2 separate regions of the Homo sapiens genome follow, and region 1 is linked to region 2. Evidence: read pairs that join two places in POLR2A ChIA-PET (ENCODE). Cell type or tissue: K562. All regions are shown on one strand. Each heading gives the region's core, and the rest is flanking DNA. Links, peaks and the distances in the headings are about the cores only.

Region 1 (2,908 bases), core at 280-2,779, 94 kb before region 2:
GTGAACAGGTGAGTTTTGTTTTTTAATTTTTTATGGGTATCTAGTAGGTATATCTATTTATTGGGTACAGTGGGTTCTTAAAAAGAAAGAAGAGGCAATTTCTAAGTGTTTACCAATAATTTACATTAAAATACATAAACATAGATGGGGCGTGGTGGTTCATGCCTGTAATCCCAGCACTTTGGAGGGCGAGGCAGGTAAATTGCTTGAGCCCAGGGTTTCAAGACCAGCCTAAGCAACATGGCAAAACCTCATCTCTACAAAAAATAAAAAAAATTAGCTGAGCGTGGTGGTGCACACCTGCAGTCCCAGCTACTCAGGAGGCTGAGGTGGGAGGATTGCTTGAGCCCAGCAGGCAGAGGTTACAGTAAGCTGAGACTATACCATTGCACTCCATATGGGTATCCAGTTTTCCCAGCACCACTTATTGAAGAGACTGTCCTTTCGCCAACATATGTTCTTAGCACCTTTGTCGAAAATGACTTTACTGTAGATGTATAGATTTATTTCTGGATTCTGGATTCTGTTCCATTGGTCTATGTGTCTGTTTTTATCAGTACCACACTGTTTTGGTTACCATAGTTCTGTAGTATAATTTGAAGTCAGGCAATGTGATTCCTCTAGGTTGGTTCTTTTTGCTCAGGGTAGCTTTGACTATTCTGAGTCTTTCATGGTTCCATATAAATTTTAGGATAATCTTTTCTATTTCTGTGATGAATGTCTTTGGGCCAGGCACGGTGGTTCATGCCTGTAATCCCAGCACTTTGGGAAGCTGAGGCGGGAGGATAGCTTGAGACCATCCTGGTCAACATAGTGAGACTTCATCTCTACAAAAACTAAAACAAAACAAAATAGTGAGATGTGGTGGCACAGGCCTATAGTCCCAGCTACTTGAGAGGTTGGGGTGGGGGGAATCACTTGAGCCTGGGAATTTGAGGCTGCAGTGAGCTGTGATCATACCACTGCATTCCAGCCTGGGTGAGAAAGCAAAACCTGGTCTCTTAAAAAATAAATAAATAAATAATAAAAGGCAACTGTTATGTCCTAGTAGAGCAAAGATGGGAGAGCTGTGCCATGGCATACAAACGGCCGGGGTGGACAGGTAGATGCAGCCCATGCCCTCCAGGGACAAAAGGAAACCCAGCAATGGTGGCTCCCAGAGAAAGGCGGAATGCACGCATCTCACTTGGGAATGAAGCAGTTCTAAGCTACATGCGGTTTCCCCAGGAATGTGGACCAGATCCACCTTTGTATTAAGGTCATGCATCTCGAGGACACAGTGGAGGCAGTTCTTCCTCAGGGCTGAGTGGGAAGCTGCCCAACCTCAGATGCCTCCCTCTGTGCTACCTTCTCTCTTTTTTTGAGACGGAGTCTTACTCTGTTGCCTAGGCTGGAGTGCAGTGGCATGACCTCGACTCACTGCAATCTCTGCCTCTCGGGTTCAAGCAATTCTCCTGCCTCAGCCTCCCAAGTAGCTGGGATTACAGGCTCCCGCCACCACACTCAGCTAATTTTTATTTTAGTAGAGACAGGATTTCACCATGTTGGCCAGGCTGATCTCGAACTCCCGACCTCAGATGATCTGCCTACCTCAGCCTCCCAAAGTGCTGGGATTACAGGCATGAGCCACCACCCCCGGCCCCTCTGTGCTATCTCTGAAGGCAGCGACCTGTCTCCAGCCCACAGGATCCCAGCTGCCTCTCCCCCAGCCAGCTCCGTCTTTAATCACTCTGTGAAACAGATGCATCAGAGAAGGGTGACAGATGCCAGGATGTTGCAGGATTTCCAGGAATCTCAGAATGTTTGCTTGGTATTTATACCCTAGTCTGTCTTTCATAACAAGCATCTCTGCCTCACTTCTTCCTTGGTTCTAGAAATGCCCCCAAAGATGATTTGGAGTGTCCTAGTCTCCCAGTTTATAAGGTGTCCATGCCAGAGGGCTGACACAGCAGCCTTCCTGTTTTCTGTTCGTGGCCTCCCTGCCTGAATCCAGAAAAATTCGTGTTGTCCCTCACGGAAGTGTCCCGGCACACATTGCCTCATACACGTGCTTCTTTCTGTCTCAGAAGTTTATCCCCAGCTCCTTGAAGCCACTTTATCAGCACAGGAATGACCCCGGTGTCAGGGGTTGATTGCATGTTGATTTATACAGCTGTTCCTCCTCTAGCTGGCTACAGGGGGCCCAGCTCCTCCTAATGTCCCCATGTAAAACCCTCAGAGGCCCCCATTTCCCTTAGAATGATGTACATATTCCTGAACATGGTTCACAAGGTACTTCAGGTCCCAGCCCTGCTTTCTTCTGGGGGTGTCTGGCTTCCCATCTTTCTCCTACCCTCACTCCATCAGACCTGACCTCTTTTTTTTTCTTTTCTTTTCTTTTCTTTTTTTTTTTGAGACAGGGTCTTGCTCTGTCGCCCAGGCTGGAGTGCAGTAGTGCAATCTCGGCTCACTGCAACCTCCACCACCCGGGTTCAAGTGATTCTCCTGTCTCAGCCTCCCAAGCAGCTGGGATTACAGGCACCTGCCATCACGCCCAGCTAATTTTTGTGTTTTTAGTAGAGACAGGGTTTCACCATGTTGGCCAGACTGGTCTCAAACTCCTGACCTCAAGTGATCCACACACCTCGCCTCCCAAAGTGCTGGGATTGCAGGGAGCCAACCTTTTTTGTAGGTTATCCTGGATGCTCTGTCTCATAACTTTCTTCAACATCTGATATTTGTCCCTCTAAAGATCTCAGCCAAACTTTCCACTTAAAGTCCTGTTATATTACAGGTCCACAATCACTCAACAAAAACCCTCAGGGCCAAATATTTCAGAGTTCAGAATTTGTCAGATTTTAGAAAAATGTACTCTGTGTTACATAACACCCTCAGCAGGGTCTGGGCCAATGCCGCATGGCCAAATACA
Region 2 (2,908 bases), core at 161-2,660:
TTAAGTATAGATGGGGGTCTTGCTATGTTGCCAAGGCTGGTGTCAAACTCCTGGCCCCTCAAATGATCCTCTGGCCGCCTTGACCTCCCAAAGTGCTGGGATTATGTTATGTGTATTTTAACACAATAAAACATGTAACGGCTATGTAAATGGCTTTAAAGGGCATTTGGAATAGGTAAGGCTCACACAGAGCTCACACAGATGTGAGCCTGTTCTGCGTAAAGCCTGTAGGAGACAGAACTGCATCAGGAGCCTGGGCTGCTTGTCAGGAAGGCAGGCATCCCTGTGGAGAGAGGCCACAGACTGCAGTGCAGTCAGCTACCAAATAAGGAGGCACCCGAGCTATAAATAGCTGTTAAGACAAGCTGAAGCATGCCCTGACTTTAAGGTCAGCTCAGCTGTTAGCTGCCTGGCAGACATGGGGGCAACAGCTAACTCTCGTCTCCTCCCTCCTCAGGCACCCCCTTGTTTTGCACAGGGCTCCACCTCCCCCCTGTCTCCTGAATCTGACAATGTCAACATCAGCTGAAGGCCCTGGACCAGGCTTCCAGGTCACCCATCCTGGGTATAGCCACAGGTGTGCCAGGTGTCAGACAAGGCTGGAGACAGGAGGGATCTTTTCTGTTGTACAGATGGGGGAACAGGAGGCCGGTAGGAGAGGAGTCATGTTCCAAGTTCCACAGTAAACAGGTGGCAGTGCTGATGCAGCTGCTCCATGCCTCACTCTCTCCTGTGCCTCTCGGCCCCTTTGGTGCCCTGGCCCCCAGCAGGGAAGATAAGAGTCTGGAGTAATGGCTGGCATAAGTCTCCTCCCCTCCCCCAGGAAAGGCCAAGACAATCAGTTTGCCATTGAGATGCCAGTTGGGGCCCGGTGCTGTGGCTCACACCTGTAATCCCAGCACTTTGGGAGGCCGAGGAAGGCGGATCACCTGAGGTCAGGAGTTCCAGACCAGCCTGGTCAACATGGTAAAACCCTGTTTCTACTAAAAATACAAAAAAATTAACCTGACGTGGTGGCACGCACCTGTAATCCCAGCTACTCGGGAGGCTGAGGCATGAGAATCGCTTTAACCCGGGAGGCAGAGGCTGCAGTGAGCTGAGATCCTGCTGCTGCATGCCAGCCTGAGTGACAGAGCAAGACTCCATCTCAAAAAAAAAAAAAAAAAAAAAAAGATGCCAGTTGGCTGGGCTTGACATAACATGAAAGGGGGATGATGACTTTTTTTTTTTTTTTTTTTTGAAGATTATGGCTTTTTCTAAGCAATGCGCACAGTTCAAATGAAAGGGGATCAGGTTGTGCCACCCCCAAGAGATGCACTTTGGCATAGGATTATTTTCAGCTGAAAGCAATTGAGGATCAACAGATACAAGAAGGTTCTCTGCCCTTCTCTTAGCCAACTAAGAACAGAGCAGAAATTTCCCTCAGTGAAGGTGGCGTGAATTTCCCTTGTGAAGGCAACTCCCTTCTTGTACCAGAAAGAGGAGAGCCGCTCTTATCACCAGAGACAGAGAGCTGGCAGCAGGGTGAGTCTGCATAAACAAGCCTGACGAAAATAACCCTTGTCTGCCGTTAGTTTCTCCTGTATTCCTAGTCGCTTTCCCACAAGTAATCAATCAACCCTTGAAGCCCAAACCCCTTTCTTTTGTTAAAATGGTATATAAGCCCCAGATTCTAAGAGACCTTCTTTGAGTTTCAATTTTCTATGAACTCCTGTGCACATAAATATTAATTAAAAATTTATGCTTTGGGGGACCCGGTGAGGTGGCTCATGCCTGCTACCCCAGCACTTTGGGAGGCCAAGGCGGGTAGATCACTTGAGGTCAGGAATTTGAAGCCAGCCTGGCCAACATGGCAAAACCCCCTCTCCACTAAAAATGCAAAAAAATTAGTTGGGCATAGTGTGCACGCCTGTAGTCTCAGCTACTCAGGAGGTTAAGGCAGAGAATTGCCTGAACTCGGGAGGCAGAGGTTGCAGTGGGCCGAGATCGCGCCACTGCACTCCAGCCTGGGCAACAGTGTGAGACTCCGTCTCAAAAAAAAAAAAAAAAAAAAAGGGAAAAGGAAAATACATAACCATGGTGGTGTGTGCTTGTAACTACTTGGGAGGCTGAAGTGGGGTTGGGCCCAGGAGGTCCAAGCTGCAGTGAGCTGTGATGGTGCCATTGCACTCCAGCCTGGGCAACAGAGCCAGATCCTGTCTTAAGGAAAAAAAAAAAGATACTAATCTTTTGTTGGCTATATGTGTTACAAATATTGTTCCCCAGTGTATGACATATCTTTTCACTCTCCTAATGATATTTTTTGATGAGGTGACTTTCTTCCCCCAGTATTTTTTTCAATTACATTTCTCAAATTGAGAAATAATTTACATTTCCAGCCAATGTATCTGCAGAAAAAAACCAAACAAACAGGGGGATGGGGCTCAGTAAGTCATGCCTGTAATCCCAGAACTTTGGAAGGCTGAGGCGGGCAGATCACTTGAGGTCAGGAGTTCAAGACCAGCCTGGTCAATATGGTGAAACCCCATCTCTACTAAAAGTACACAAATTAGCTGGGCATGGTGGCCCCCACCTGTAATCCCAGCTACTCAGGAGGCTGAGGCAGGAAAATCACTTGAACCCAGGAGGCGGAGGTTGCAGTGAGCCAAGATTGTGGCACTGCACTCCAGCCTGGGCGACAGTGAGACTCTGTCTCAAAAAAAGAGAAATAATTTACATGCAAAAACATGCACAGATCTTACATATTCAGTGATTTGTTTTCTCTCTCTCTCTCTTTCTTTTTTTCAGAAGGAGTCTCGCTCTGTCACCAGGCTGGAGTGCAGTGGCGCGATCTCGGCTCACTGCAAGCTCCGCCTGCCGGGTTCACGCCATTCTCCTGCCTCAGCCTCCCGAGCAGCTGGGACTACAG

What was found. ChIA-PET counts read pairs that join two places held together with the same protein. Peaks named below come from ENCODE experiments on the same cell type or tissue, not always from the same donor. Only the 100,000 strongest peaks of a DNase experiment are listed, where the experiment ranks them.
Region 1: POLR2A ChIA-PET joins it to region 2 with 5 read pairs; 3 of 35 experiments call an interaction of 5 or more read pairs at or near these places.

What each region holds. Positions count from the first base shown.
Region 1 is chr7:140,412,701-140,415,608 of GRCh38, forward strand. All of the region lies in intron 3 of RAB19 (RAB19, member RAS oncogene family), which reads left to right. Among named protein-coding and RNA genes, the nearest start is that of RAB19, 10 kb to the left of the region's middle. In K562, for the core only: no CTCF peak of the experiment used is centred there; DNase peaks (open chromatin) are centred at 1,704 and 2,149; H3K27me3 peaks cover 1,575 bases.
Region 2 is chr7:140,506,628-140,509,535 of GRCh38, forward strand. No RefSeq gene overlaps it. Among named protein-coding and RNA genes, the nearest start is that of MKRN1, 29 kb to the left of the region's middle. RefSeq lists enhancers at 71-661, 662-1,251. In K562, for the core only: a CTCF peak has its summit at 220; DNase peaks (open chromatin) are centred at 296 and 1,504.